Linked DNA regions of Homo sapiens: region 2 is linked to region 1. A link is an interaction called in ENCODE POLR2A ChIA-PET data of the cell type or tissue named here. Cell type or tissue: A673. All regions are shown on one strand. Each heading gives the region's core, and the rest is flanking DNA. Links, peaks and the distances in the headings are about the cores only. Region 1 has its middle 98 kb from the start of JPH2. Region 2 overlaps IFT52 (intraflagellar transport 52).

Region 1 (16,253 bases), core at 2,680-10,679:
AGAGTGTGTAAGAGCTGTTGATGAGAGAGCTGCTGAATAAAACTACATTTCACCTGCCTATGGCACCCGCCCAGTGTTTTTCACCTATCTGCCCATCCGCCCACTCCCCTTGGACCTCAGTATGGGCCCGAACCTGACCCCAAGCAGGACATTTGGCGTAGTTGTGGACCTGACATCCGGCTCCTGTCCTGTTCCCCAAATCTCCAGGATCCAAAGCCTAGATGATCCTTTATTTTCTATAAAGCAAGACATGAGTTTGGTACTCATTTTTGTAGCCGATAGGGCCCTCAAAAGGAGTCGTTAAAACCCAGAAAACTTCGTAACCAGGCCCGTGAGCTGCTTGCTTGGGCCCACTCCCACCTGTGGAGCGCTTTCCACTTTAATAAATCTCGCTTTCGGAGAATGGCGTGAGCCCAGGAGGCAGAGGTTGCAGTGAGCCAAGATCACACCACTGCACTCCAGCCTGGGCGACAGAGTGAGACTCTGTCTCAAAAATAAATAAATGAATAAAATAAAATATCATTCCCTGCTTTCACTGCTTTGTTGCTTTGTTTCATTCGTTTGTCACTTTGTGTGTTTTGTCCAATTCTTTGTTCAAAACACTGAGGACCCGGACAACTCACACTCAAGGCCCTCCATCTGGTAACAGAATAGTTGTGATAGATACCATGTGGCCCGCAAAGCCTAAAATATTTCCTTTCTGTCCCTTACAGAAAAGGTTTGCCAGTCCCTGGTATAGATAATTCAAAAGCATCCACTGAGCAGACTCCCTCAGGGAGCCCAGGAAGTCCTTGGTCTTAAGGCCTGGTGGAGACATGAGCTTTTGCCATCGCATGTTTTGTTTTATAGGAAATAAAGGATCATCTAGGCTTTGAGCCCTGGAGATTTGGGGAACAGGACAGGAGCTGGATAGGGATGATTAAAAACAAAATCAAATGCCCTTTCTAAGCTTCACTAACCTGCTAGCTCTAGAATTGGAGTTACTCCATCAAGATTGTGGAAAAGAGGGTGCTGTCCTGGTGATAGTGAGTGAGTTATCAGAAGATCTGATTGTTTAAAGGTGTGTGGCACCCCCCTCCCTCCCACTCCACCTCCCTCTCTTTCTCCTGCTGTCACCATGTAACAGACTGCTTCCCTTCATCTTCCGCCATGAGTAAAAGCCCCCTCAAAGCCTCCCCAGAAGCTGGATAGATGCTGATGCCATCTTTGAAACTGTAAACCTATAGAACCATGAGCCAATTAAACCTCTTTTCTTGTAAATTACCCAGTCTCAGGTGTTCCTTTATAGCAAGGCAAGAATGGCCTAATACAATGTCCACGTCCTAGTCCCCAGCACCTGTGAGCATGTTACCTTGCATGGCAAAAGGGAATTGACTAAAGTTGCTATCATCTGTCCTTGAGTTGGGGCGAGTAGCCTGGATTATCCAGGTGGATCCAATCTAATCACACGGCTCCTTAAGAGCAGACAACCAGTGGCAGCTGCGGTCGGAGAAAGGGATGTGGTGATGGAAGTAGGGTCACCTACACACTATGTTGCCGGCTTTGAAGATGGAGGAAGGGGGTCTCTGGAGGCTGGAAGAGGCCAGGAAGCAGATACCCTCCTACAGCTTCCTGAAAGGCACACGGCCCTGCTGACACCTTAATCTCAGCCCAGTGAGACCCTTGCTGGACTCTGGCCCACAAAACTATGAGATAATAAGGTAAGGTAAGACATTTGTGTTGTTTTAATCCACTACGTTTTGGTAATTTTTAATACCAGGAAATTTAATAGTAAAATAGTAGAAAATGAATACAGAGGGTGAGCTGGGTCCACCTCTTGAAATCACTATCTTGCCAGATTTTCTCATGTCTCTGATATCATTTTTGGTTGTCTAAATATATTTAGGATCATGTTATGTTTTAGAGCTAGAAAAAAAACCTCAGCGTGTCTTGTGAATGTCCTATTTTATGCTTGAAAATAAAATATTTGAATCTAATTAACTTCATCTTGTTTATCACTGATGGACAGAGACTCAAATTTAACTGTTATTCCCAGTCTGGAGTGATTTGCATCATACGATCAGTCTCTCTCCAAAAGCATTGTATAAAGAGGATGTATGTTTATTTTATTTTTGTTTTATTTTATTTATTTTTTTTTGAGATGGAGTTTCACTCTGTTGCCCAGGCTAGAGTGCAGTGGCACCATCGCGGCTCACTGCAACATCCGCCCCTGAGTTCAGGTGATTCTCTTGCCTCACCCTCCCGAGTAGCTGGGATTACAGGCGCCTGCCACCATGCCCAGCTAATTTTTGTGTTTTTAGTGGAGATGGGGTTTCACCATGTTGGCCAGGCTGGTCTTGAACTCCTGACCTCAAGTGATCTGCCTGCCTTGGCCTCCCAAAGTGCTGGGATTATAGGCATGAGCCACCATGCCTAACCAAGGGGATGTATGTTTATTGTGCATAATCCCTGCATGAGCAAACTTGATAAATGTAGACTTCATTTTAGCAATTTTTTGAAAGTCAAAATAATACAGATTGTGTAAAGGTTATGTCAATTATTAAATTTTTAGTTTATTTCCACTTATGTAGGCATCTATTTTTGTGATGTGACTTTGGAGTACTTCCTCTCTTTAATCTGTTGCATATTATTGGGTAAGCTATTCAACCTCTTCACCAAATCATGAAATCTGCTTGGAACATTTGTAATAACAGATTTTAAGGAGCAGTTTTGCATTTTCTATTTATTTCAGTCATAACAAAAACATTGTAACAGATTTTTCTTCTACGTGCAGAAACATGGACAAATTATACAAACATAATGCTGGGTGAAACTAGACAGACCTAAGAGACTCCGTCATGATATCACTTACATAATGTTCAAAAACATTCGTAATCTATTGTGTTAGAAGTTGCTTGGGGGATGGAGGGATATTGGGAAGTGGCGCAGTGGGAATTTTTAGGATGCTGGCAATGTCCTATTTTTGATCCAGGTGTTGGTTTCATGAGTATATTCACTTTGTAATAGGTTTGTCAGCTGTCTCAAGACGTGTGCATTTTCTGGATGTATGTTTTATTGAAATTAAAAGCTTTATTATGAATAAAAACATACCAGAATCACTGGGGGACACAGCCAATACAGTGCTTAGCTAAGAACTCCTACCATTGAATAGGTATAGCAATAAATATATTACAAAGAAAAAAGTTTAATTTTCAACTCACAGTTAAGAAATGGACAACAATAAAAATAACAATGAAAAGGGCCAGGTGCAGTGACTCACACCTGTAATCCCAGCGCTTTGGGAGGCCGAGGTGGGTGGATCACTTGAGGTCAGGAGTTTGAGACCAGCCTGGCCAACAAGGTGAAACCCCGTCTCTACCAAAAATATAAAAATTACCTGGGCATGGTGGTGGATGCCTGTAATCCCAGCTACTTGGCAGGCTGAGGCAGGAGAATCGCTTGAGCCCAGGAGGTGGAGGTTGCAGTAAGCCGAGATTGCGCCGCTGCATTCCAGCCTGGGTGACAGAGCGAAACTCTGTCTCAAAAACAAAACAAAACAAATATCAATGAAAAGATGTGGAAGGGAGAATTAATAAACACAAGTACCTAGAATAATCAGAAAAGAGAAAGGAAATAGTAGAACTGGGAATTGTTTCTATGAAAAAAAATACTAGCTAGTGTAATAAAAAAGCAGGAACATACAAAATACTGCAAATGACCATAAAACAAAAACGAAAAAAATATTGAGACTATTTTATGCATATAAATGTGAAAATCTAAGACCAGCCAAGAGGTAACTTCCCTTCTGGATCAACAAAAGAAGGGACTAAACAATGGTTTGCAAGACACTGTACATCGATCAACAAAGGACAGTGATCGCTGAGAAGTGGGAGACAAATGGAGTGAGCCCGGTTATGGACAGAATTGTGCCCCTCCCACCTTAATTCATATGTTGAAGTCCTAACCTTCAATATAAATATATTTGGAGATAGGGTCTTCAGGGAAGTAATTAAGGTTAAATGAGGTCATAAGTGTGGGACCCTAGTCAGATAGGATTGGTGTCCTTATAAGAAAAGGAAGAGGTGAGGCATAGTGGCTCACGCCTATAATCCAAGCACTTTGGGAGGCTGAGATGGGAGAATTGCTTGAGCCCAGGAGTTTGAGACCAGCCTAGGCAACTGAGAGAGACCCTGCCTCTTTAACTAAAACACACACGCACACACTAAAAATCTCTCCTTTCCCCAGTGCAAGCACAGAGTAAAGACTTTACAGAGTAAAGACAGACTTTACAGAGTAAAGACAGACTTTACAGAGTAAAGACTTTTTACAGAGTAAAGACTTTTTACAGAGTAAAGTCATGGAAGGACATTTACCAGCAGGGGGCAGGTTCTCAACAGAAACTGAATTTGCTGTCATCTTGATGATGGACTTCCAGCCTCCAGAAGTGGAAGAGCATAATGTCTGTTGTTGAAGCCGCCCTGTCTGTGATCTTTTGTCGTGGCAGCCCAGGCTAATACAGTCTACAATTGACCCAGTGAGTTTTCAGGTCGCAGTGCCGAGACAGGGAACTTGGCAGAATCCGTGAGTTGAGGACACTGGCTGAGAGCCTGGGAAAACCAAGGTAGGCAGATTTCTCAGGACAGAGTCCCAGAGAGAAGAGAATTACACACAGCACCCCAGGTGTTTGCAGAGTGTCTCCCTTACTTGGCAGATTGCTGATCAGTGCATGTGTGAGATGGAACTATGTGAGACCGGGGGAAGACATGCTCCCTCAGGACCAGGAACAGTGTCTGCTCCCACAGTCAGACTGGACAACCTTAAGATTCACAGGGCTTCAGCTCAAGTGCCGTCTGCTGGGCGAGACCTTCTGTGACCTCCCCAGTTAGGTGTTTTGTTTGTTTGTTTGAGGCAGTCTCACTCTGTCACTCAGGCTGGAGTGCAGTGGCACCATCTCTGCCTCCCTGCAACCTCTGCCTCCCGGGTTCAAGTGATTCTCCTGCCTCAGCCTCCTGAGTAGCTGGGATTACAGGCACGTGCCACCATGGCCAGCTACCTTTTTCTATTTTTAAAGTAGAGATGGAGTTTCACCATGTTGGCCAGGCTGGTCTCGAACTCCTGACCTCAGGTGATCCATCTGCCTCGGCCTCCCAGAATGATGGGATTATAGGAGTGAGCCACCACACCCGGCCCCCAGTTAGTTTTGAGCTTCCTGCTTCTATGTATAGTCTCTTGCACGTGACTGTTTGTTTATATCCAGTGTGTTTTCATTCTCAGAAATTATCTTCTGCACATCCTTATATTTTTATTCTCTGCTTCCCTTAAAGGGTCATTTCCATGACAGAAGGAATGTTATTGTCTTCTCGAAGGCTGTATCCCCAGTACAGAGAATAGTGCCTGGCAATTAAGGAGTTAATTACAGGTGAAAGTTATGATGCAGCTAACAGACATAGAAAGGTATAAAATGAAAGAAGGGTGGGGAGGTAGAAGGGAGTTAAGTTCATCAATAGCAGTAGGGAGACAAAAGTTATAATAGAAAAGCTCAATTAATTGAGGTTTAAGTGCATTGTTTAAAGGTGTGATGTTTCTAAGGGGGGGGTGGAATCAAAGTAATCTTTCAAAACCTTTAGAGGAATTTGGGAAGAAGTAATGTCAGAGCTGATAAATCAAGAAAGAATGGTATAAATATATTACTTAGAGTTATACTAGGTAGTCATCAGGAATTACACTGTGAGAGTTGCGTTGGTGTGGAGAGAGGGGGTGGCAAATTACTGCTTTCTATAATAGGTCCGTAAATATTTAATTTCTAGCCATAGGGATGTATTGCTTTGATTAATTTTTTTCTAATAGAGGAATTCAAACACAGGAAGAAACCTTAGATAAATCTGTAAAGGACTAGGATGAGAGATTTCATTCATTAATTTTTGGGAAGCATGCGCATAGAGAAAGCGTCTCTTATTCTTTCTCAGATAGACACGCGTACATACGGAGTCGGTTCCCTTTCCTCTTGTGAATCATTTTGAACCAAGAATAATTAGAGCACCTTTGTATAGTACTTGGTATTTTGGATTTGCATTTTTTTTCCAGGGTTGGTGGTGGTTCTATTCCAATGTTTCAGGCCCTTAAAAAAGGACTTGTTTATAACATGAGTCCAGAAGCTGTCACATCAGAGGGCGTGTTCCCAGGCAGGTGGAGTGGGAAGGGACTTCCTGAGGCAGACACCAATGTTGTCCCTAAGTGGATGGCCCTTGTGGTTGTGGCATTTGAAGCCACAATGTCAGGAAGCGCATGGTCCCTCCTCTGTGTCTGGGGGCAGGAGAGAGGGCCTGACCATCGCTTATGCAGGCAAATAACTCCACCTATGGTGAGAATTGGCCTTGCAGAGTCTGAGGGCAGTTATCCAGGGTCACTATCTTGATCGTCACCAGCTGTGTCCAGTTGGAAAATCACCCTTCCAGCTTGTTCACTTCCAAATGTGGGACTGTGGGGCATTTCCTGGCAAGGCTGTGGACAAAGATCTGTCAGCCCAGGGCCTCAAAACAGCTGAGCTTCCAGCTCTGCAGCCTCTGCCTCCTTTTCCTCTAGGCATGGCCCAACATGCCTTTGCTGTGTACAGAAGGACATTTACCCTTTTTGGGAACTCTGGTTTCTGGTATGACCAGGTGTGGTGTTTGCACCCATGAAGTTAATATGTAGGTATAAGGTGAGGTTTCAGACATGGATTTGGGATTAGGACCAGTTAGAAACACCTATACATCACCTGTGATTCCCTTGGGAAGAGTCTGCTATTTGGGGGGGATAGCACCAACCCCCAGAAAGTGCCCCTTGGTGATTATCATGGGTCAAGGCATGTTTTATACACTCATGGTATGGATGAGAGCTTTTCAGACCTGCCAAATGTTGAACATCGTTTGATGTTTCTGAAAGGGAGCCTGTCTCTTGTGGATTGTGGTTCATGCACGTGGAATATTGTTTTCTGGTCATGTAACCAAGAGTTAAGTCTGCAAATACAGGTCAGTAATTGCTGGAGATGTCAGATAACCAGGTGTATCAGCTAGCTTATGCAGCACAACAAACCACCCCAGACTCTGTGACTTAATACAACAACTATTTATTGAGCTCACAGCTCTGTGGGATGGCAGTTTGGGGTAGGTTCATGTGGGCAGTTCTGCGATTTCGCCAAGTTTGGTTTATCTCAGCTGGAACTCACTCGTACATCTGAAGTTGGCTGCTGGATGGGCACAGGGCTTTCTGATGTCAGCTGGGGCACCTTCCTTTTCTCTGCAGGGTCTCTCATCATCCAACAGGCTAGCATGGGCTTGTTCTCATGGTGATGGGTCTGACCAAGAGCAGTGAGAGGGCAAGGCCAATGAGCAAGCACTTTTCAAGTTTCTGCTTGCATAATGTTTGCTGCTGTCTCATTGGCTAGAGCAAGTCACATGGCCAAGTCTGGCGTTCTTGTCAGAGTCATTAAACAAAATCAGAGCCGTTCCTGCAAGCTGTGCACAGCACCAGGGAACAGCTGACAAGGAGCCCAATGTTTCCATCCAAACATACCTCAGAGCAGGGAAAATGGCTCCTGTTATCCTAAAAGAAATCGTGGCTCCATTTTGCTGCTCCTCAACAATGTCATGTGTGAACCTCTGATCCCTTTGGTGGGAATGGTGATAATAAAAATAATGATTAGTGACATTGATAATGACAGCTAACCTTGTTTATCACATTCCAGACACTTCTAATTGCATACAAGGATTATCTCATTTAATTCTTAGAGCCATGAGAATAAGAAGCTACATATACCAACATTACATATATCTCAAAAACCTGTAAGTGGAAAATGATATTTATAGTATGAGAAATTTACATAAAATTCTAAAACACATAAAGCAATATTATATATCGTGGATATTTACATTTGTGTTTAAATAATGGAAATGATTAAAAAAACAAACTCGAAGCAGCTACTTTCAGAGGAGGATGGAAACTGGCAGAATGAAGCACATGGGAACTTTGACTATAACTGTGTGTGGGGAGTTGAGTTCTGACTGAAGTTTAAGATTGGTGGAGGTTGCCTAGGTGCTAGTTATATTCTCTCTGTACTGTTTATACATCTAAAATATTTCAGAAAGAAACTAGAGGTTGCTTCACCCACAAAAATACTTCATTGTATTAAAAATCTACACTAAAATCAATGGATCAATGGAATAAGATTTTTAAAATCCAGAAATGGACCCAATTTTCTAATTAAAGGAGTGTCACTCAAAAAGGTGAAATGGAACCTTTAATACATAGCAAAGAGACAACTGGGCAACCATTTGGGGAAAAAGTAAACTTAGATCCATGGCTCATACTTTGCACTAAAGTCACTCGCAAATGGATTGAAGATTTAAATATTTAAAATGAAAGTACAAAAAAGGTGGTGGTGAGCTCTCAGCCTCTGGGAATCACAGCTTTATAGAATGTGAGGTTTGGAAGTGACTTTATGGGTTACCTGTACCACAGGCATGCACTACCACACCTGGCTAATTTTTGTATTTTTAGTAGGGATGAGGTTTTGCCATGTTGGCCAGGCTGGTCCTGAACTCCTGGTCTCAAGTGATCCATCCACCTCGGCCTCCCAAGGTGCTGGGATTACAGGCATACCATCTCTTTTATAGATGGGGAAACTGAAGGACAGGGGTAGAAGTGTATTTTTACCCAGACATTGAGCCCTCTCAAATTGGCACTAGTGCCGGAGTTTCAACTAGATCCCAGGTTGTGGAGCAGAGTTTCTGTGTGCTGGTGAGCAGCTTGCCTGAATCTGGTGAGATAGAACACCCACGTACACAAGTTACATGAAATGAAATGGGTTTATTACTTACAGACAGGCAGCAAGGGACAACAGAAGCCTGGGATTCATTGTAAGCCAGTCCCCCAGGCTCAGGAAATCTGCCCGGGGTGAATGGAGTCTCTGTGTGTGTGCCCCAATTGTACCACATCTGAGATACCCCAAAAGACAGCCCAGCCCAGGTTGTATACTTCAGGGGCAACACGATAGGCTGGGCTAAAACACCTAAGGATACCCCGTTTGTAGGGGAAAGAGGAATAGAGCCTGGGCTGTTGTAGCCAGTTCCTGCGTATCTCAGGATATTGCATTCCCAGCACACGCCAAGTTAGTCCTGAGAACCTTAAGCAAAAAAGTGGGTAGCTGGGCATTGTGGCTCACGCCTGTAATCCCAGCACTTCAGGAGGCCAAGGCGGGTGGATCGCTTGAAGTCAGGCGTTCGTGGCCAGCCTGGCCAACATGGTGTAACCCCAACTCTACTAAAAATACAAAAATTAGCCAGGTGTGGTGGCACACATCTGTAATCCCAGCTACTTGGGAAGCTGAGGCAGGAGAATCGCTTGAACCCAGGAGGTGGAGGTTGCACAGTGAGCTAAGATCACACAACCGCACTCCAGCCTGGGTGACAGAGTGAGATTCTGTCTCAAAAAAAAAGTTGCGGGGGAGGTGGGCAGGGGTGGGGGGCAGGCAAGGAGAACTGGGTTGATGGGTTGGCCCAAGGCCGCCTGGGGAACTGTCCTGCACAGATCAACCAAAAGGTAATATTCAGTGACGACTTGTGCACCAGGCACTGTGCCAGGACTTTACCTAGATGATCTTATGTTTTCCCACCAAATGAGCTAGTTGCTGTCATTACGCCCATTTTACAAATGAGGAAGTTGAGGCTGCGTGAGGTGGCTGAACGGCCAGCGATGTGGCCTATGTGCTCTGCCGCACTGCATTCCCTGGAAGGGTGGTGGCTGGTGTGCCCATGGCTCTGGCGGGAGTGGGCAGGGCTGCAGTGGAACAGTGCCTCAAGGATAAGTTGGGGCAGGATATGGGGAAGATAGGAGGACAGGACAAGGAATTTGGAATCCAGCAGCAGCAGCTACGTGCAGGGGGAGAGTTTCCTCTCCTTTCACACAAAGCTGGCCATGCACTTTCTATCCTAGATGAGCCAGCTGTACCCGTTCCAGCTGCAGCAATGGCATTGGGGCCAAACCAGTTTTTAAAAGGCTCTGGCTGTGGGAAGTGGAGAATCTGCTGCCAGCCAGACACGGCCAGGGTGTAAACTGGAAAAAGGCTTCTCTTCCTCCGGTCATTGTTTTTTACAGTAATTCTCCATCTTTGATATACAATATTTATGGGGTACATGTGATATTTTGGTACATGCATACCATGTATCATAATCGAAGCAGGGTAGTTAGGATATCCGTCACCTCTCCCCCAGGGATTGTTGGAGTCAGGATGGCATTGCACAGCCTGAACAATCACAGGTGGCCCTGGGGGCTGACTGAGGCGGAATGGGACGCTCACTCTAGGTGAATTGGGTGACAGTGGTCATGGCCAAAGTGTAAAGACGGAGTTCGGGGAAGGAGAGAAGGAGGGGGTAGGGGCTCTGGCACTGGGCCTTAAACAGTAGCATCCAGTTAGGAACTGCAGTTTCATAAACCAAGCTTCTTTTTATCATATTGCACACCAATAAAAAGTACAAGGGATTTGGGAGGCTGAGGCGGGTGGATTGCTTGAGCCTAGGAGTTAGAGATCAGCCTGGGCAACATGGTGAAACCCCATCTCTACTAAAAAATACAAAAAAACTTGCCAGGCATGATGGTGTAAGCCTGTAATCCCAGCTACTCGGGAGGCTGAGGCAGGAGAATGGCTTGCACTGGGAAGGTGGAGGTTGCAGTGAGCCAGGATCGCACCACTGCACTCCAGCCTGGGCAACAGAGCAAGACTTGGTTGCAAAAAAAAAAAGTCAAGGGATGGCTATACACAGCTGCAGGAATGAATCTCGTAAAATGGTGCTGAAGAAAAGCCAGACAGAAAAGATAACCATATATGAGTCCATTTATATAAAACGATAGAACAGGAGGCAAACTCAGTTTATGGCAATAACAGTTAGGGTGGTGGTTACCTGGGGAGGTGGTGTGGAGGGAGGTGGGTGAAATCACTGAGGAACAAGGGCACGTGGGAACTATTGGGGTGATGGAAACGTTCCATTTTGTTTTGGGTCATGGCTACAGAGATGGAGATGTGAAAATGTATCCTTTAAAAACAAACCAACCAAAAACAGCCCTTCTAAATCAGCATCCAGCGTGTATGCAACATACAAGAAATCAGGCAAATGCTATGTGGCTTCCTCCCAGGCGAACTCCGCTGCACACACAGGTGCCACGCTCTGTGCTTCACACACAGCTACCCCAGATGCCGCGTGTGCTCCCGCCAGCAGCCTGCCACACCGAGGCCACAATGTAGGTTTGGGGTTGGGCAGCGGAGGGTGCAGCACAGGGTGAACGTGTTCTCCCAAGCCTGTGGCATGGCTGGGGCTGCCAGCACTGGTTTAGGTGGGCAGGGGCTCTCCTGTGCTGCTCCAGGACTCAGGCGGGAGCCCATGAATCTTTACCTCTGCCACTCATGCAAGTTAGTATGTTTGCCCTGTTGCCCTTAGATGTGGCGTCTTTTTTTGCAGTGCCCAACCTAGACACATGTGCATTCATGTCTTGCCCGTTAGACTGCCCAGGGCAAACCACGTGGCTTCAAACCATTTTCCCACACTTCTCACCTGGTACGGGGAGCAGCTCTGTGGTGGTTTGAATTCAGCATCTCAAGTTGGCAACAAGTGTGCAGAAGCATCCAAAGTCACAGGTAACGCTCCATGGGGTCCTGGACCTGGATGCCAGCTTCTGACCCCCACCTGGGACTCACTTCATAAGGTAGAACACAAGGGATTCAAGGTTTCTGGGGGGCCAGGCACGTGGCTCATACCTGTCATCCCAGCACTCTGAGTGGCAGGAGGATCACTTGATCCCTGGAGTTTGAGACAAGTCTGGGCAACATTGCAAGACCCCCATCTCTACAAAAATAAAAATAAAAATTAGCCGGGCATGCATTGGCATGTGCCTGTAGTCCCAGCTACTCAGGAGGCTGAGGCCTCCCTTGAGCCTGGGAGTTCAAGCCTGCAGTGAGCCATGATTGCACCACTGCACTCCAGCCTGAGCAACAGAGTGAACCTCTGTCTCTAAGAAAAAAAAAAAAGATCTGGGGATTGTGGGTTGTGTCCTGCAAATCTCAAGGCAAGTTCCAAGTGATCCTGAAGCGGGAGACTGTCCCATTGGTGGCCCTCAGGGAGCCTGCTGCCGTTCCCACGCTTATACAGCCCCTGCCCTGGGAGCTGTGCTGATCCTGTTACTTACTTTAACCCAGTGGTTCTCAATCCAGGATGGCTTTGTCCTCCAGGGGACATTGGGCAATCTCTGGGGACACTTTTAGTTGTTGGGCCTGGTGGGGGTGCTACTGACAATGAGTGGAAGCCAGAGATTCCACTAAACATCCTGGAACACAGAGCAACCTCCTCCAATTCCTCTGCCCTCCGCAAACAGAGTGAGACCATTCCAGTGTCAATGGGGCCTACGCTGAGAGGCCCTGCCTTGCCGGATGAAGCATGGCGGGGTGATGCTCCGTCAGTTCTGGGATCAGCCTTTAAGACGCCGTTAGCTTCTGCTGCATCTTCAGGCCCCAGCCACCATGCAAGTGAGTTTCCCAGCACTGCCATAACAAGGTACCACAAACTGGGCAGCTTAAGGCAACAGAAATGTATTCTGTCTCAGTTCTGGAGGCTAGAAGGCCAAAATCAAGGTGTTGGCAGGGCTGGGTCCTTCTGGAGGCTCTGAGGGGAGAATCTATTCCATGCCTGTCTCTTGACTCCTGGCAGTCCTTGGCATTTCATGGCTGGTGTTGGCATAATTCTAGTCTCCTCCTCTATCTTCACATGGCCTTCGTCCCTGTGTGTATCTGTTTGTCTTCCAACCTCCTTAGAAGGACATCTGATGTTGGATTTAGGGCTTAACCTAATCCAGTATGACCTCATCTTAACTAGTTAACATCTGTGAAGACTTTGTTCTCATCTCTGCAGATATAACTAGTTAAGATGAGGTCATATACAACCATACATTAGGTCGTATTTTGAGGTTCTGGGCAGATATGAATTTTGGGGGTAGACTGTTCAGCTTGCCACACCATGTTAAGAAGTCCAATTCAGCTGGTCATGGTGTAATCCCAGCACTTTGTGAGGCTGAGGTGGGTGAATCACTTGAACCCAGGAGTTCAAGACCAGCCTGGACAACATAGTGAGACCCATCCTTTACAAAAAAAAAAAAAAATAGAAAAATTAGCCAGACATGGTGGCGTGTGCCTGTAGTCCCAGCTACTCAGGAGGTTGAGGTGGGAGGATCACCTGAACCCAGGGAGGTCGAGGCTGCAGTGAGTCGTGATCATGCCACTGCATGCTAGCCTGGGTGACAAGGTGAGACCCTATCTCAAAAAAAAAAAAAAAAAAAAGCCTGATGCCCCTAAGACCACCATGTGATGAGGGAGCCCAAGCTAGCTCCATGGACAGGCCACATGGATGGAGAAAGAAGAGAGACGCCCAGTCAACCCCAGATGTTTCAGTCATCTCAGTTGAGCTCTGGATATGGAGAGAAGCCGTCTTTGATGCTCCAGCTCCAGTGTCCTGTCGCCCTAGCCAACCACGTGGAGCAGGAGAGCCATCTAGTCAACCCACAGGTTTGTGAGATAGAATGAATAATCATTTTGACCCGTAAGCTTGGGGATCCTTCATTACACAGCAATTGATAACTGACATGAGGCCAGGGCTGAGCTGCTATTGACAGTATTGTCCACACTCTCACAGGTGAGATAATTCCCTCTCCCAGATCTGAGGTGTACCATAGGGCTGTACAGCCTCACGCCTGAGCATGGAACTCTAGTCTGGCCTAGAGAGCTCCTGCCTTCTCCCTCCTACGTCCCTGGCCACCCGCAGCCTCAGGATAGCCCCGGTCACGTTCTCTTCACCTGGCACTGATGTGAGGGACCGAATGAGCATCTTGCTGAGGGTTTCTTTAGAGGGAGTTGGGATGCCTGGCCTGGCAGAAGTTCTTTTGCCTCAGAAGCCTGCAAGAGGAGCTGGGGCAGAAGGGAGACCGTGGGTCTGCAGTGCGCAGCACAGGCCCCAGAAGGCGGGCAGCCAGCCAGGTAACTTCTCAAATGTCATCCTTTGCTTCTGGTCAGCACCCAGCCTGTCCCCAGGAACAATTCTAGTCCCTGGAAGCCCAGCTCATGAGTCACATGGTATTTGTCTGGAAAGGAAGTCAGTTGGTAGGTAGTTCTGGCTCACCAGATGAGTAGTTAAAATTAATTGACCAGATCATACACCCACTTGGGGAAACAGTTTGACAGGTTTTATTTTGAAGTTAAACATATACCTACCCTGTGATCAAGCATTTAAACTCCCACGTATTTACCCAAAATAAATGAAAACATATGTGCAAAAAGACTTGTACAAGAATGTTCATAGCAGCTTTAGGCATAATTGTCAAAACCTAGAAACAACACACATGACTCTCAACAGGATAACAGAAAAACAAACTGTGCCCGATCGCTTAAAATGGAATCCTGTTCAGGGACAAAAAGGAAGAAATTAAAGACATGCAGGGAACAACATGGATGAACTTAAAAGCCATTAAGTGAAGGAAGCAGACACATAAATATGTACATACCCAGTACTTCCATTTGTATGAAATTCTAGAAGAGGCAAAACCTAGCTGTAGTGACAGAAATCAGAGCAGTGGCTGCCTAGAGCAGTGGGGGCAGGGGTTGGCTGGAAAGGGGTGTGAGAGATTTCTAGGGTGACAGGAATGTCCTGTAGCTTGACTGGGACATACACGTGTATCAAACTCATCAATCTGGCCAGGCGGGGTGGCGCACACCTGTAATCCCAGCACTTGAGAGGCTGAGGTGGGCCAATCGCCTGAGGTCAGGAGTTGAAGACCAGCCTAACCAACATGGTGAAACCCCATGTCTACTAAAAATACAAAAATTAGCCAGGTGTGGTGGTGCATGCCTGTAATCCCTGCTACTCGGGAGGCTGAGGCAGGAGAATCCCTTGACCCCAGGAGGTGGAGGTTGCAGTGAGCCAACATCACGCCACTACGTTCCAGCCTGGGCAACAGAGCAAGACGCAACCCTCCATCTCAAAAACAAGAAAACAAAACCACATCAACTGTACATCAATCTAAAATGTGGGCATTTTAGAGGCTGTAAATTATACCTCAATTTAAAATGAAAAAAAAAATTAAGATCTTTTAAAAGCAAACATTAGCCAGGTCCTAGCTTTCCCAAGCCAAATGTCTGTCCATCTGTCAGTTATGACCAGTCACACATTTGGCCAGTGACATTTGTCAGGGTGGGTCAGAGTGTCAGTTTGATAATTCATGCTCATGTGATCAATCTGACAGTAGGGTAATGGGCTGGATCTTGGTCAGCAGCAGCCTCTTGGATTTGGAGGTGGAAGGGATGGCTTCCCATTGGGTAAACATTGCACCATGGTGAAGGGTCAGGCATTGGTCTGCCTGGTTCCCACCCAGGCTCCCCCGCTGTCAAGCTCTGTGACCTTCGGCAACTCACTCACCCTTCTGAGCCTCAGTTTTCTCATCTGTGAAATGTGAACAATCATTGCATCTATCACATGGGGTTGGCGAGATGATGAAATGAGCCAATGGGTCTGCAGTGCCCAGCAGAGGCCCCAGCACACGTGCTCTGGCAGTGGGATCTGTTATTCCTGTTTTTATTTCTCCATCTGGCGGCAGGAAAGGATACAAGTGGAGGCACCTTTCCTGTGTTTCCAGGCAGATGCTGCCGCTGTTTGCTGGAAGAAGAGCTCAGGACCTGGGGAGGAGGGGCAGGGCTGAGGAGGCCTGGGTGCGGGGAGCTTCCCCAGAGGGCCGTGGGAGAGGGGACCCTGCAGTCTGAGGTCAGGCCTGGCCTCTGGTTCTCTACCTCCTGGGGACAACTCAGCCAGCTTGAAGGCAGGGTCTCCCATCACAGGCAGGCAGGAAGCCAGCTCTGTAGGCCAGCAATGGCAAGTGGGCAGAAGGCTGTGACTGGGGCAGGGGTCCCAAACGGAGGTAATGACAGCACAAAGTGTCCCCCAGTCCCCTCCTCCTGTCAGGGAGGGGAGCAGCTGATAAACTCATGCTCATGTGGGTATTTGGAACTAATACAGTCACCCTTCTGGGGGAACTTCCGGTTTAAAAGAGAAGTCTGGATAGAGCAATGCATAACTCAAAGGAATATTTTGCTCCAGTGAATTTCAGGTGATACAGCAGATCTATTTTTCTGGTCAGGGGCTCCGGTCCAGAGTAACCCCTTCTCATTGCCACCCAATAAAAGAAAAAATAAGTAACAACTGGGGACC
Region 2 (16,253 bases), core at 934-8,933, 440 kb after region 1:
TATTAACAATTTTTTAAAGTCTGATGGGCACACTGGTGTTTAATATAGTATTCTTCACACTTTTCTGTTTCAAAGTGGGTTTTTTATTTTTTTTGAGACGGAGTTTTGCTCTGTTGCCCAGGCTGGAGTACAGTGATGCAATCTTGGCTCACTGCAACCTCTGTCTCTCGGGTTCAAGGGATTCTCCTGCCTCAGCCTCTTGAGTAGCTGGGATTACAGGCGCACACCACCACACCCGGATAATTTTTGCATTTTTAGTAGAGACGGGGTTTCGTCATGTTGGCCAGGCTGGTCTTGAACTCCTGGCCTCAAGTGATCTGCCCACCTTGGCCTCCCAAAGTGGTGGGATTACAGGCATGAGCAACCACGCCCGGCCCTCAAAGTTTTGTTTTTTCTTTTTTTAATGTAAACAGTTTTATTTAGAAACAGGTACCTGTTTGCATTGTAGAATATAAAACTTGGCTTATGCTCTATAAACAATAACCATTACCCCAATTCAAGAGAGCTAAGCATTCACAGAACACACAATTAGTTTCAAAGTTTTCACATAAATGGGAGAAAAAATATATCCTTGCCACAAGCCATCCATGGATGAAGGCGAAAAGCCTACTGACCCTGTGGCAGAACAGGCCTTGCTTCCTCCAAGGCACCTTCTTGGTCAGGAGAGCGTGGTGGGAGAAACTCCTGGTTAGTAGGCAGATTGCCAGTCTCTTCCGCAACTAGGCCTCAGTTATCCCTTTGAAAAGTGAAAGTGGAAGTTGGATTAGATTCAGATAGAACCAAAAAGTTCCTTGTAAGATTACAGGTGTTTATTCTAGTTACCTATTGCTGTATAACAAATTACTCCAAATCAGTGGCTTAAAACTGCCATTTTAAGGCCAGGTGTAGTGACTCATGCCTGTAATCCCAGCATTTTGGGAGGCCAAAGTGGGAGGATCGCTTTAGGCTAGGAGTTTAAGACCAGCCTGGGCAATATTTATTTCTATAGATATTTATTTGTTTTGGGGTAAAGTGCTATGATGTCTGCAATTTCATCTCAAATAAAAATAAATAGAGATGGGGTCTTGCTATGTTGCCCAGGCTGGTCTCAAACTTTTGGGCTCAAGCAATCCTCCCGCCTTGGCCTCCCAAAGTGCTGGGATTACAGGCATGAGCCACTATGCCCAGCTCCCCACAGCCCAAAAATATATATATATAATTTTAAAAATTTATATTTATTTTTTGAGACGGAGTTTTCACTCTTGTTGCCCAGGCTGGAGTGCAATGGCGCGATCTCGGCTCACCACAACCTCCACCTCCCGGGTCCAAGCGATTCTCCTGCCTCAGCCTCCCGAGTAGCTGGGATTACAGGCATGCGCCATCACACCTGGCTTTTTGTATTTTTAGTAGAGACGGGGTTTCACCATGTTGGTCAGGTTGGTCTTGAACTCCCAACCAGGTGATCCACCCACCTCGGCCTCCCAAAGTGCTGGGATTACAGGCGTGAGCCACTGCACCTGGCCTATTTGTTTTTTTTAAGTAGTTAGCATTTAATGAACCTCCCTCCATGTGGCCTCAAGCCACCAGGACACAGGTCCCCTTGACACCCTTAATCTTCTCAGCTCTTCTGCTGAAGAATTTGGCCTTCACAATGACAGGCTGCTTTGGGAGCTTTTCCTTTCCCAGAACTTTGTAGTAGCCCGATTGCACCACATCAATGAGGGGAGCAGCCCCAGGCTTGTTTTTAGCAGCATTCACCTGTGTCTGCTCACTGACCAAAGTCCACAATTTGTCAAGGCTGACAGCTGGGCAGAAACTCTGGTTTCTCTTTTTTTTTTTTTTTTTTTTTTTTTTTTTTGAGACGGAGTCTCGCTCTGTCACCCAGGCCGGACTGCGGACTGCAGTGGCGCAATCTCGGCTCACTGCAAGCTCCGCTTCCCGGGTTCACGCCATTCTCCTGCCTCAGCCTCCCGAGTAGCTGGGACTACAGGCGCCCGCCACCGTGCCCGGCTAATTTTTTGTATTTTTAGTAGAGACGGGGTTTCACCTTGTTGGCCAGGATGGTCTCGATCTCCTGACCTCATGATCCACCCGCCTCGGCCTCCCAAAGTGCTGGGATTACAGGTGTGAGCCACCGCGCCCGGCCACTCTGGTTTCTCTTTAAGTAATACCTCATACCAACTTTCCCAAAGTAACCTGGGTAGTATTTGTTGAAGTTGATCCTGTGGTGATGCATTCCACCAGCATTACTGTGGCCTCTGGGGTGCTTTTGGAGCTTGCCTATGCGGCCATGGCCATGGCTCACATGGCCCCGAAGTTTCTGGGTCTTCCTCAGTCTGGATGGCATTTTGGCGGCTCAGACGAAAGACTCTCTCTCTCTCTCTCTCTCTCTCTCTATATATATATATATATATATATATTTTTTTTTTTTTTTTCTTTTCTTTGAGACGAGTCTCACTCTGTCGCCCAGGCTGGAGTGCAGTGGCCCGATCTCCGCTCACTGCAAGCTCCGCCTCCTGGGTTCACGCCATTCTCCTGCCTCAGCCTCCCAAGTAGCTGGGACTACAGGCGCCTGCCACCATGCCCGGCTAATTTTTTTGTATTTTTTAGTAGAGATGGGGTTTCACCGTGTTAGCCAGGATGGTCTCGATTTCCTGACCTCGTGATCTGCCCCCCTCAGCCTCCCACAGTGCTGGGATTACGGGCATGAGCCACTGCGCCCAGCCACTCAATGTATTTTAAAATACATTTTTTAAAATTAGCTGGGTATGGTAGCATACACCTGTAGTCCCAGTTACTCGGAAAGCTGAAGCAGGAGGATTGCTTGAGCCCAGGAGGTTGAGGTTACAGTGAGCTATGATCACACCAGTGCACTTCAGCCTGGGCAACAGAGCAAGACCCTGTCTCAAAAAAATCAAAAACAAGGCTGGGCGCAGTGGCTCACGCCTGTAATCACAGCGCTTTGGGAGGCCGAGGCGGGTGGATCACTTGAGGTCAGGAGTTTGAGACCAGCCTGGTCAACATGGTGAAACCTTGTCTCTACTAAAAATACAAAAAATTAGCCAGGCGTGTTGGCACGTGCCTGTAATCCCAGCTATTGGGGAGGCTGAGGCAGGAGAATCACTTGAACCTGGGAGGCAGAGGGTGCAGTGAGCTGAGATTGTGTCACTGCACTCCAGCCTGGGAGACAGAATGAGACCCTGTCTCAAAAAACAAAACAAAACAAAAAAACAAAAATAAAAATAAAAACAAATATAACAAAATGGCAGTGAGGGCACACCTTCCTTCCCATTTTATTATATTCATGGATTCTGGGAGTCAGGAATTCACAAAGAACACAGCAGGGATGGCTTGTCTCTGCTCTATGACATCTGGGACCTCAATTGGGATGACAAAAGGCTGAGGTGCTTGATGGTTGGGGCCAGGAGTCATTTGGAGGTATCATCATTCATGTTTGGCAAGCGATTTATACCAAGATGCTGGTATAGACTGAGATCTCTGGCTGTTGGCCAGAACACCTATACATGGCCTATCCACGTGGCCTTGGACTTCTTACATGGAGGCTTGTGTTCTAAAGGTGAATGTCCCAAGATAACCAGGCAGAAGCTGTATAGCCTTTTATGAACTAGCCTCAGAGGTCACCAGCATCACTTCTGCCACGGTGCCAGATTCAAAGATTCAGAGGAGGGAACAGAGACCCCACCTCTCAATGGGAGGAGCATCAAGCCCACAGGATAAGAGAAGAGCATTTGGGTTGGGAGACAATCATTGAACACATTTTGGGTATGTATTTGGAACACACTGCCACAGCACTCCCCAGGCCTGTCCTCTAGCTGCTTATCTCCCAGCTTTGAGCTAGAGCCCCCAAATTCTTCTGCCCCTGGAGTGGCTTCCCCGTTCCCCAGTGCCCTGCCCTGGCTGGCAACTCTGAATAAGCCGTGTACTAGGGCTTGAGTATGGGAGAGAATGGAAGCCTATGAACAGAGCTTTACCATGAAGAAATCATTTGAAACTCAGGATTTGACTTGAGCTGTTCTTCCCAAGCTTTTAAATTTCTAACACTACTCTTTGACAAATGATTCTCATGACTTTAATTAACCACTCCATATGAACAACTCCACTCTTGAGACTGGACATCTTTTCTAAGCCTAAATTAGGGATTTCCAGCCATTTACTAGTTATTTCCACCTGTATTAATTGCCATAGTCTCAACTGGACTCTTATGCTCCAAAACCACTCATCCTTCAGACTCCCCATCTTTTTTTTTTTAATAGAGTTTCCCTCGTTACCCAGGCTGGAGTGCAATGGCATGATCTCGACTCACTGCTACCTCCACTTCCCGGGTTCAAGCAATTTTCCCACCTCAGTCTCCTGAGTAGCTGGGATTACAGGCGCCCGCCACGCCAGGCTAATTTTTGTATTTTTAGTAGAGACGGGGTTTCACCATGTTGGCCAGGCTGGTCTAGAACTCTTGATCTCAGGTGATCTGCCCGTCTCGGCCTCCCAAATTGCTGGGATTACAGGCATGAGCCACCGTGCCTGGCCTAGACTCCCCATCTTTTAATAGCTGCCCCCACTGTCCCAGGAAATCAAGCCCCAAATCTTGCCAATCTAACTTTCAACACCCAGACCAAAGTGTTTCAAAATGCCACCTTTCCTATAATACCACCTTAGTCCACATCCTTATTATTTGCTCTTGGGGTTGTATCAAACTCTTCTGTAAATGACCATCCTTCTACCATTCCCATCTTTATAGAACCCACCAGCTAAACTATTCCCATTGTGCAGCAATGGGAATTGCTCCTCCCCTCCCCCCTCCCCCCTTTCCTCCCACCTCCCCTCCCCTCCCCTCCTCTCCTCTCCTCTCCCTTCTCTCCTCTCCTATCCTCAGTGGCTCTGCAACCTTCCATCTGGCTTTCAGAGTTCCCCAAAGCTGGTTATCTGTGTATGTCAGTACACTGCTGTGCATTTCTATACACCAACTGCACCATTCTGACAGGTGCAGTCTCTCCCATTGTCCCATGACAATACCCTCTAGCCTCCTTGGAACAGATGATTAAATTTGGCCCTACATTATAACCCAAGATGATGATAGAACTGAGTGCTTCAGGAAGCCAGAGGACAGGGAAGAAGCATGGGTGGCCCATTCTGGAGTGCAGTGGTATGATCATAGCTAGTGCAGCTTTGAACTCCTGGGCTCAAGCAATCCTGCCACCTCAGTCTCCCAAATACCTGGGACTACAGGTGTGTGCCACTATACCTGGCTAATTTTCATTTTTGTAGAGATGGACTTTCACTTTTGTTCCCCAGGCTCAGCTTCTAAATCAGGAGTATCTAATCTTTTGGCTTCCCTGGGCAACATTGGAAGAATTGTCTTGGGTCACACAAAATACACTAACAATGGCTGATGAGCTAAAAAAATAATAATAATGGCCGGGTGCAGTGGCTCACACCTGTAATCCCAGCACTTTGGGAGGCCGAGGCTGGTGGATCATGAGGTCAGGAGATCGAGACCATCCTGCCTAACACAGTGAAACCTCGTCTCTATTAAAAATACAAAAAATTAGCCAGGCATGGTGGTGGGTGCCTGTAGTCCCAGCTACTTGGGAGGCTGAGGCAGGAGAATGGCATGAACCTGGGAGGTGGAGTTTGCAGTGAGCCAAGATAGCGCCACTGCACTCCAGCCTGGGCAAAAGGGCGAGACTCCTTCTTAAAAAAAATAAAAAAAATAAAAATAAAAATAATAATAAACACATCTATCTCTTAATTTTTTTTTTTTTTTTTGACAGTCTTGCTCTGTCACCCAGGCTGGAGTGCAGTTATGTGATCTTGGCTCACTGCAACTTCTGCCTCCCAGGTTCAATGATTTTCCCCACCTCAGCCTCCCAAGTAGCTGGGACTACAGCTATGAGCCACTATGCCTGACCATGTCTGGCTAATTTTTTTTTTTTTTTTGAGACAGTCTTGCTCTGTTGCCCAGGCTGGAGTGCAGTGGTACAACCTCAGCTCACCACAACCTCTGCCTCTGGGGTTCAAGCGACTGTCCTGCCCCAGCCTCCTGAGAAGCTGGGATTATAGGCCTGCACCACCACACCCGGGTAATTTTTGTATTTTTAGGAGAGACAGGTTTTCGCCATGTTGGCCAGGCTTGTCTTGAACTCCTGACTTCAAGTGATCCATCCACCTCGGCCTCCCAAAGAACTGGGATTACAGGCATGAGCCACCGTACCAGGCCTCTACACCTGGCTAATTTTTGTATTTTTTGTAGGGACAGGGTTTCATCCTGTTGGCCAGGTTGGTCTCTATCTCCTGGCCTCAGGTGATCCACCCACCTTGGCCTCCCAAAGTGTTGGGATTACAAGCATGAGCCACTGCACCTGGCCTCATAATGTTTTAAGAGTTTACAAATTTGTAGGCCGGGCGCGGTGGCTCACGCTTGTAATCCCAGCACTTTGGGAGGCTGAGGCGGGCGGATCATGAGGTCAGGAGATCGAGACCACGGTGAAACCCCATCTCTACTAAAAATACTAAAAATTAGCCGGGCGTGGTGGCGGGCGCCTGTAGTCCCAGCTACTCGGAGAGGCTGAGGCAGGAGAATGGTGTGAACCCAGGAGGCAGAGCTTGCAGTGAGCCGAGATCGCGCCACTGCACTCCAGCGTGGGTGACAGAGCGAGACTCCGTCTCCAAAAAAAAAAAAAAAGTTTACAAATTTGTTTTAGGCCACATTCAAAGCCGTCCTAAGCCACATGCAGCCCATGGGCTGCGGGTTGGACAAGCTTGCTCTACATGGTTGTGTCCTATGGGCAACTGGGAGATGAAGGGATGAGATCTATATAAGGAAGGTATCTGTCTACTCTTTTATCTTCTTCTTTAGGTACAGTGGGGTAAACAGACTATGGGTTAAGTTCTGTATCCTTTTTTTTTTTTTTTTTTGAGACAAGAGTCTTGCTCTGACACCCAGACTGGTATGTGGTGGTGTGATCTCAGTTTACTGCAACCTCCGCCTCCCGGGTTCAAGTGATTCTCCTGCCTCACCCTCCCGAGTAGCTGGAACTACAGGTGTGTGCCACCATGCCCGGCTAATTTTTTGTACTTTTAGTAGAGATGGGGTTTCACCATGTTAGCCAGGATGGTCTCGATCTCCTGCCCTCGTGATCCACCCAACTCGGTCTCCCAAAGTGCTGGGATTACAGGCATGAGCCACTGCACCTAGCCTCCCATCCCCCCCTTTTTTTTTTGAGACAGAGTCTCACTGTCACCCAGGCGGGAGTGTAGTGGCGTGATCTCGGCTCACTGCAACCTCTGCCTCCCAGATTCAAGTGATTCTCCTGTCTCAGCCTCCCAAGTAGCTGGGATTACAGGCACATGCCACCACACCTGGCTAACTTTTGTATTTTTAGTAGAGACAGGTTTCACCATGTTGGCCAGGCTGGTCTTGAACTCCTGACCTCAAATGATCCGCCCGCCTCGGCCTCCCAAAGTGCTGGGATTACATGAGTGAGCCACCGTGTCCAGCCACTGTTGTATCCTTTCAACCGGTCCAGAAAGCTGTACAGTATTTACAACAAGCTTGAGAGTTAATTATGTCTTTGATAAAAGACTCAAATCCAGAACTGGGGTTGAGAAAAAAAAATCAAGACTGTTTCATAGGGTATAAAAAGACAGATGCAACCATACATTTAATTTTTAAAAATGGAATGTATCTTACATAAGGATTTTGTGAAAAATCTTATACCTATCTGAGTATTACAGAAGATGCATATACCTTCCAGAGCTCATGGAGGAAAGAGTGTATAAACAATTTTGATAAGGAGTTGAAAAACAATTTGAAAATAGTTTACAAAGAGAGAATCAGGAGGCAGAAAAAGCTTCAAGAGGCATGGTCTTCAGAAATTGTTCTGGAATGCTGTTTCACTTGTATCGATGTCATGTTCCTGGATGAGAGAATAAGACACAGAATTTTAGTATTTCAGTATAAAGCCTGAAATGTAAACTCTTCAGTGCTTTGGACTTTAGAGATTCTGAATCTTTATTAATTAGGACATATACATAATATCTGGCTTTAGGGCTGAATCCAACCCAAGGATCAAATTTTGATCCTTTTGCCCTACCATGGCAGGGCTTGTGACCACTGCCCACCACCCACCATGATGAGTAACAAACAGAGTTGAAAGCACTGGTGCAAAGACCACACCAGACTTCTTATATTGGCCTCGGGTGTCTGTCCTAGCATGCCACCAGAGTGAGTACTGCTGGGAACCTACCTGACCTCCCATCCCATCATTCACTGCTGAGCAGCCACATCAAAACCCTCATCTCTGGGTTCCCTTCATGGATGGCACTTAGACCACGGTAACTGCCAATACACTTCTGTCTCCCACTACACAGAGCTCTGAGAGGCACAGCAAGAACCGCAATCATCTTGTTCACTGCTATGGCCCCAGCCTCCAGCACCATGCTAGACGTGGAGAGTAAAACACTGCCAAATGAGCATCCGGCACAGCCAGCTTCCTTCCAGGAGAGGCTCAGAACCTAATTGGTCTTTCCACTCAGCATCTGAAATCCTAAGCTTGAATTTTGCCTGCTTACATTAAACAACAAAACACTCTTTTTTTGCTGCAAAAGTGACACAGTCACTATAGAATTTTTTTTTTTTTTTTGAGACGAGTCTCGCTCTGTCACCCAGGCTGGAGTGCAGTGGCGTGATCTCGGCTCACTGCAAGCTCTGCCTCCCAGGTTCATGCCATTCTCCTGCCCCAGCCTCCCGAGTAGCTGGGACTACAGGTGCCCGCCACCACGCGCGGCTAATTTTTTTTTGTATTTGTAGTGGAGACGGGGTTTCACATGTTAGCCAGGATGGTCTCGATCTCCTGACCTCATGATCCTCCTGCCTCGGCCTCCCAAAGTGCTGGGATTACAGGCGTGAGCCACCGCGCCCGGCCCACTATAGAAATTTTAATAAAGAAGGAAAATAAAAATTAAACACTATCTTTTTTTTTTTTTTTTAAACAGGGTCTCACTCTATCACCCTGGATGGAGTGCAGTGGCATGATCACTGCTCACTGCAACCTCAACCTCCCCAGGCTCAGATGATCCTCCCACCTCAGCCTCCCAAGTAGCTGGGACTACAGGTGCACACCACCACACCTGGCTAATTTTTGTATTTTTTTATGGATGTGGAGTTTCTGTTGCCCAGGCTGGACTAGAACTCCTGGGCTTAAATGATTCACCTACCTTGGCCCCCCAAAGTGCTGGGATTGCAAGCGTGAGCCACTGTGCCCAGCCCAAGGATAAATATCTTCTTTTTTTGGGGGGGACAGAGTCTTACTCTGTCACCCAGGCTGGAGTGCAGTGGCATGATCTCAGCTCACTGCAAGCTCTGCCTCCCGGGTTCACACCATTCTCCTGCCTCAGCCTCCTGAGTAGCTGGGACTATGGGCACCCGCCAACACGGCCGGCTAATTTTTTGTATTTTTAGTAGAGACGGGGTTTCACTGTGTTAGCCAGTATGGTCTCGATCTCCTGACCTCGTGATCCACCTGCCTTGGCCTCCCAAAGTGCTGGGATTAATTACAGGCGTGAGCCACCGCACTGGGCCCCAAGGATAAATATCTTTATGTTATTTTTTTATTATGCAAAATAATTCTATGTGTGTATTGTATTCTGTAAAGAAAGTAGAATCTCTCTATATACTGTTCTTTAGTCTCTCCCCACCACATATTTACTGTATCACGAATGTATTCCCAAGTCCTTAAACTTTTTTTTTTTTGAGTCTTACTCTGTTGCCCAGGTTGGAGTACAGTGGTGCAATCTTGGCTCACTGCAACCTCCGCCTCCCAGGTTCAAGCGAATCTCTTGCCTCAGCCTCCTGAGTAACTGGGACTACAGGCACGGGCCACCACACCCAGCTGATTTTTTTATTTTTAGTAGAGATGGGGTTTCACCATGTTGGCCAGGCTGGTCTCGAATTCCTGACCTCAAGTGATCCGCCCACCTCAGCCTCCCAAAGTGTTGGGATTACAGATGTGAGCCACAGCGCCTGGCCCAAGTCCTTAAACATTTTTATTTTTATTTTTTATTTATTTTTTTGAGATAGAGTCTCACTCTGTCTCCCAGGCTGGAGTGCAATGGCACGTTCTTGGCTCACTGCCAACCTCTGTCTCCCGGGTTCAAGCAATTCTCCTGCCTCAGCCTCCTGAGTAGCAGGGACTACAGGTGCACGCCACCACACCTGGCTAATTTTTGTATTTTTAGTAGAGAGGAGGGTTCACCATGTTGGTCAGGCTAGTCTTGAACTCCTGACCTCGTGATCCACCCGCCTCAGCCTCCCAAAGTGCTGGGATTACAGGCGTGAGCCACCATTCCTGGCCAAACATTTTTAAAAACATTTTTTATCTTATGGATGTACCCTAGGATACTTAACCAGTTCCCTATTGATGAAGATTTTTCTTCTATAAAATAATGTGGCACTGAGAATCCTGGTTGATAAATCTGTACGTATTCCGAATTATATTATTAAAACAAATTCTGAAGATTAGAATGGGTCAACGGTATATACATTTTAGGGCTTTTCAACAGTATTATAAAAATATCTCCAGACAAGTGGAACCAACTTATTCTCCATCAGTAGTGTATGAATGCCTATTTACCAAAGCTGGTTGGGCATTCAATTTTTGAAATCCTTGGAAAAAAGAAGGCCAGGGATAATTTTGAAGTTCTTGGTCCTCAGTCAGAGAAAGATGATTTCTTTTTCTTTTTTTTTTGAGACAGAGTCTTGCTCTGTCGCCAGGCTGGATGGACTGCAGTGGTGTGGTCTTGGCTTACTGTAACCTCCGCCTCCCAGGTTCAAGCAATTCTCCTGTCTCAGCCTCCCGAGTATGGGAGCTGGGACTACAGGCATGCACCACCACGCCCAGCTAATTTTTGTATTTTTAGTAGAGATGGGGTTTCACCATGTTGGCCAGGATGGTCTCAATCTCTTGACTTTGTGATCTGCCCGCCTTGGGCTCCCAATTGCTGGGATTACAGGTGTGGGCCACGGTGCCCGGCCTGAGAAAATCATTTCTTACATAAGGTGATCACCTCATGTTCTACTGCTCTGTCCTTTCCTCTGTTCTCTTGTCACACTGGCATCACTGCCGTTCGTCAAGCATACCAGGCACAGCCCAGCCTTAGGAACTTTGCACACATCTCCCCTCTGCCTGGGACACTCCTCCCCCAGATATCTGCATGGCTAAGTCTCTCAACACCTTCAAATCTTTGCTCCAATACAACTTTGCAATGAAACCCACCCTGATCTCCCTATTTAATACTCACCAGTCATCATGGCCACACTCAGCACACTTGATCCCTCTTACCCAGCTCTATTTTTTTGTTTTTTTTTTGAGACAGAGTCTCACTCTCTTACCCAGGCTGGAGTACAGTGGTGCCATCTTGGCTCACTGCAACCTCCGCCTCCTGGGTTCAAGAGATTCCCCTGCCTCGGCCTCCCTAGTAGCTGGGATTACAGGCGTGCACCACCACACCTGGTTAATTTTTATATTTTTAGTAGAGATGGAGTTTCACCATGTTCGCCAGGCTGGTCTCAAACTCCTGACCTCAGCTGAACCACCTGCCTCGGCCTCCCAAAGTGCTGGGATTACAGGTGTGAGCCACCACACCCAGCTGTTTTTTTTTTGTTTTGTTTTGTTTTTTTGTTTTTTTTTGAGACAGAGTCTCACTGTTGCCCAGGCTGGAGTGCAACGGCACGATCTCAGCTCACCACAACCTCTGCCTTCTGGGTTCAAGTGATTCATCTGCCTCAGCCTCCTGAGTGGCTGGGATTACAGGCACGCACCATGATGCCCGGCTAATTTTTGTATTTTTAGTGGAGAGGGGGTTTCACCATGTTGGTCAGGCTGGTCTCGAACTCCTGACCTCGGGTGATCTGCCTACCTCAGCCTCCCAAAGTGTTGGGATTACAGGCGTGAGCCACTGCGCCCAGCCTCCACTTCTTTTATACCAAAGCACTTACCATTTTCTAGCATCCTATGTGACTCACTTATGTTTACTGCTTATTGTCTACATCCTCCAGCTAGTATATAGGTTCCATAAGTACAGGGTTTATTGTCTGTTTTGTTCACCTAGTAGATGCTTAATAAATATTTACAGGCTGAATCAACGTCATAAAACATGGCAAGCACAGTCCATGGAAGATACCAGTACTGGAGGGGCTCCCACTACACTGTGCCTTGTAGGCTCTGTACCTGGTTCAATTTCTTGAACTCCACCACTTGGAAGAAGACGTGCTCAAGGATATGTTTGGCATCCTGTTGGTCCTTTGGTAGTTTACTGGTTACTCCAAGAATATCACCACACTTCCTGACATAAAATTCCAGGTCTTCTTCAGTACCTAAGACAGTTGGAGTAGTAGTTAGATTAATTCTTAACTTCTGCCCTTCCCAAAGTACAGACTTAGTGTGTTTCAGGTATGCCCTGTCATGTTTCCACATTTCCTAAGATCACTCACCTCTTCCTAAAGTAATGTGACTACAGGATTTCAACACTGAAAAACCCTAGAGCTCTCTAATGTGCTGCTTTTATAATAAAAGCACTCCTAATCAGAATAAAACTGGACTGGTACTGGCTTTCCTATTCCTCAGATCTAGTATTCCTACATTAGAAAGAACAGGTGCAACAGTAGGAAATCAAATTATCATTCCCTGAATGCAACAAAGATGACTATAGAGAAGCATATGGGTAATTAAAAATAGCATTTACTAAAACAATATTGTATTGGCTGGGCGTGGTGGCTCATGCCTGTAATCCCAGCAATTTGGAAGGCTGAAGCAGGTAGATCACTTGAGGTCAGGTGTTCAAGATCAGCCTGGCCAACATGGCAAAACCCCATCTCTACTAAAAATACAAAAATTAGCCAGATGTGGTGATGCAGGCCTGTAATCCCAGCTACTCGGGAGGCTGAGGCAGGAGAATCACCTCAACTGGGGAGATGGAGGTTGCAGTGAACAGAGATTGCGCCACTGCACTCCACCCCGGGCAACAGAACAGACTCCATCTCAAACAAAACAAAACAAAACAGCCGAGCGTGAAGGCTCACGCCTGTAATCCCAGCACTTTGGGAGGCCAAGGTGAGCGGATCACGAGGTCAGGAGTTCGAGACCAGCCTGGCCAGCATGGTGAAACCCTGTCTCTACTAAAAATACAAAAAAATTAGCCGGGCATGGTGGTGCGCACCTGTAATCCCAGCTACTCGGGAGGCTGAGGTAGGAGAATTGCTTAACCCTGGGAGGCGGAGGTTGCAGTGAGCTGAGATCACGCCATTGCACTCCAGCCTGGGGGACGTGGTGGCTCACATCTGTAATCCCAGCACTTTGGGAGGCTGAGGCAGGTGGATCATCTGAGGCCGGGAGTTCGAGACCAGCCTGACCAACATGGAGAAACCCTATCTCTACTAAAAATACAAAATTAGCCGGGCGTGGTGGTGCATGCCTATAATCCCAGCTACTCAGGAAGGCTGAGGCAGGAGAATCGCTTGAACCCGGGAGGCAGAGGTTGCAGTGAGCTGAGGCTGTGGTGAGCCAAGATCGTGCCACTGCACTCCAGCCTGGGCAACAAGAGCAAAATTAGGTCTCAAAACAAAACAAAACAAAACAAAACCCCAAAAAACAAACAATATTATAGAAAGAAAATTAAAGAAAAAAATCACCCATAATTCCACCAACAACATAGCTCTGTGAAGCCATCCTCTGGAGCCCTACATGTAGGATAGACAGCCATTACTGCCCTTCTCACATTATACTGTAATTTCTTTCTTCCTTTTTTTTTTTTTTTTTTTTTTTTGAGACAAGGTTTGGCTCTATCACCCAGGCTGGAGTGCAGTGGCATGATTTCAGCTCACTGCAACTTCTGCCTCCTGGGCTCAAACCATCCTCCCACCTCAGCCTCCCAAGTAGCTTGGACTACAGGTGTGTACCACCACGCCTGGCTGATTTTTTGTATTTGAGACGGGGTTTCACCATGTCGCCCAAGCTGGTCTCGAACTCGTGAGCTCCAGCAATCCACCTGCTTTGGCCTCCCAAAGTGCTGGGCTTATAGGCATGAGCCACTGAGCCCAGCTGTAATTAATTTATTCTCCCTCTGATTTGCATTTTAAGTTTTGATAGAAATGTATGTTTTTTACTAAGACATTCAAACCCACAGCTGTATCAATGTTTCATCCTAGTTCTACTGCCACCAACTACCTAGAATTATTATTGCTATGTATGCTTCTGTGTGTAAATGTAAGTTTTCACAAAAATGGGATCAAACTAGAATAGTTTTCTAAGTTGACTTCATCATTTAATGATGTATTATGGACATTCCGAATCAAAGTTTATGCCCTGCATTTTTTTTATTTTCTTTTTTGTTTTTTCAGATGGAGTCCCACTCTGTCACCCAGACTGGAGTACAGTGGCGTGATCTTGGCTTACTGCAACCTCCACCTCCCGAATTCAAGCAATTCTCCTGCCTCAGCCTCCCAAGCAGCTGGGATTACAGGCACCTGCCACCATGCCTGGCTAATTTTTTATTTTTATTTTTAGTAGAGACAGGGTTTTACCATCTTGGCCAGGCTGGTCTCAAACTCCTGACCTTGTGATCCACCTGCCTCGGCCTCCCAAAGTGCTGGGATTACAGGCATGAGCCACTGCGCCTGGCCTTTTCTTTTCTGAGACAGGGTCTCGCTCTGTCAACCAGGTTAGAGGACAGTGGCACAATCTTAGCTCACTGCAGCCTTGACTTCCTAGGCTCAAGCAATCCTCCCACCTGGGCCTCCTGAGTAGCTGGTACTACAGGAGTGAGCCACCATGCCCGGCTAATTTTGTTTATTCTTCTATAGAGAAGAGGTCTCACAGTGTTGCCCAGGCTGGTCTCAAGTGATCCTCTTGCCTCAGCCTCCTAAAGTGCTGGGATTATAGGTGTGAGCCATCGCACCCAGGCTACATTTTTCTTTTAACAGGTATGTAATATTCTATTTTGTTTCTATTTATTTATTTTTCAGAAACAGGGTCCTTTGTCACCCAGGCTGGAGTGCAAGGTGTATCATAGCTCACTGCAGCCTCCAACTCTTGGGCCCAAGTGATCCTCCCACCTCAGCCTTCCAAGTAGCTAGGAATATAGAAATGCGTCACCGCACCTGGCTACTTAAAAAAATTTTTTTTTTTAGATGGAGTTTCGCTCTTGTTGCCCAGGCTGGAGTGCAATGACACGATCTCGGCTCACCGCAACTTCCAACTCCTGGGTTCAAGCGATTCTCCTGCCTCAGCCTCCCCAGTAGCTGGGATTACAGGCATGCGCCACCACACCCAGCTAATTTTGTATTTTTAGTAGAGAAGGGGTTTCTCCATGTTGGTCAGGCTGGTCTTGAACTCCCAACCTCAGGTGATCTGCCCACCTTGGCCTCCCAATGTGCCGGGATTACAGGCGTGAGCCACTGCACCCAGCCTTTTTTTTTGTTTTTTTGAGACAAGGTCTCATTATGTTGTCCAAGCTGGTCTTGAAATCCCAGCCTCAACTGATCCTCCTGCCTTGGCTTTTTGAAGTGTTCAGATTATAGGCATGATCCACCGTGCTCAGGCAATTTTTTTTTTTTTTTTTGTAGAGATGGGGTCTATGTGACCCAGGCTTATTTCATACTCTTTTTAACCAATCCCCCTAATGATGGATGGACCATTAGACTGTTTCCAATTTTTTGAATGCTATAATTAATATCTATATCTTTTTTGTCTTGCATTTCTACAAGGATTTCCATAGGACAGTTGCTAGAAACAGAAATGCCAAGTCAAAGCTGCTTCTTCACCGTTCTGTGATTCCTCCTGGACTCATCACTATGTCCTGCTCATTTTTGACTGCCCAGGACCCACAGCAATGCCTGCCACAGAAGAGAGATGCAGTAAAGGTCTTCGTTTACACTGAACTGTTTCCATTTTGCTTACTTCTTTCTGGGCTTTGGGCACATACAGATGTTACTGACATAGCTGGTATCCTCTTGTACATGCAGTTTTATATCTTGCTTTCTTCATTCAGGATTCTCTCTTAAATTCTGTCTGTGTCATATGTGTCATTCCCTAGCCTTTGTGAACCTCTTTTATAATGACTACATATTCTCCTACCAAATGAATGTGACGCATTTTAAGACCATTACTCTGCTAGTGGACATTAAAGCTATTCCCAAATTTATAGTTTTTTTCTATTTTTAAAAATTGTTATTTTTTTAAAATATATTTTTAGAGACAGGG

The links. ChIA-PET counts read pairs that join two places held together with the same protein. Peaks named below come from ENCODE experiments on the same cell type or tissue, not always from the same donor. Only the 100,000 strongest peaks of a DNase experiment are listed, where the experiment ranks them.
Region 2: POLR2A ChIA-PET joins it to region 1 with 15 read pairs; 2 of 35 experiments call an interaction of 5 or more read pairs at or near these places.

The regions. Positions count from the first base shown.
Region 1 is chr20:44,081,287-44,097,539 of GRCh38, reverse strand. No RefSeq gene overlaps it. Among named protein-coding and RNA genes, the nearest start is that of JPH2, 98 kb to the left of the region's middle. RefSeq lists an enhancer at 7,257-7,551. In A673, for the core only: a CTCF peak has its summit at 4,335 (motif pointing right); DNase peaks (open chromatin) are centred at 4,379 and 7,409.
Region 2 is chr20:43,638,596-43,654,848 of GRCh38, reverse strand. IFT52 (intraflagellar transport 52) reads right to left here. Exons shown (of 14, transcript NM_016004.5): 13 at 12,225-12,370; 14 at 7,550-7,913. The coding sequence ends at 7,866. It overlaps LOC124904906 (a long non-coding RNA gene), which reads right to left and starts at 926. Exons shown (of 2, transcript XR_007067593.1): 1 at 615-926. It also overlaps the pseudogene RPL27AP. In A673, for the core only: no CTCF peak of the experiment used is centred there; no DNase peak of the experiment used is centred there.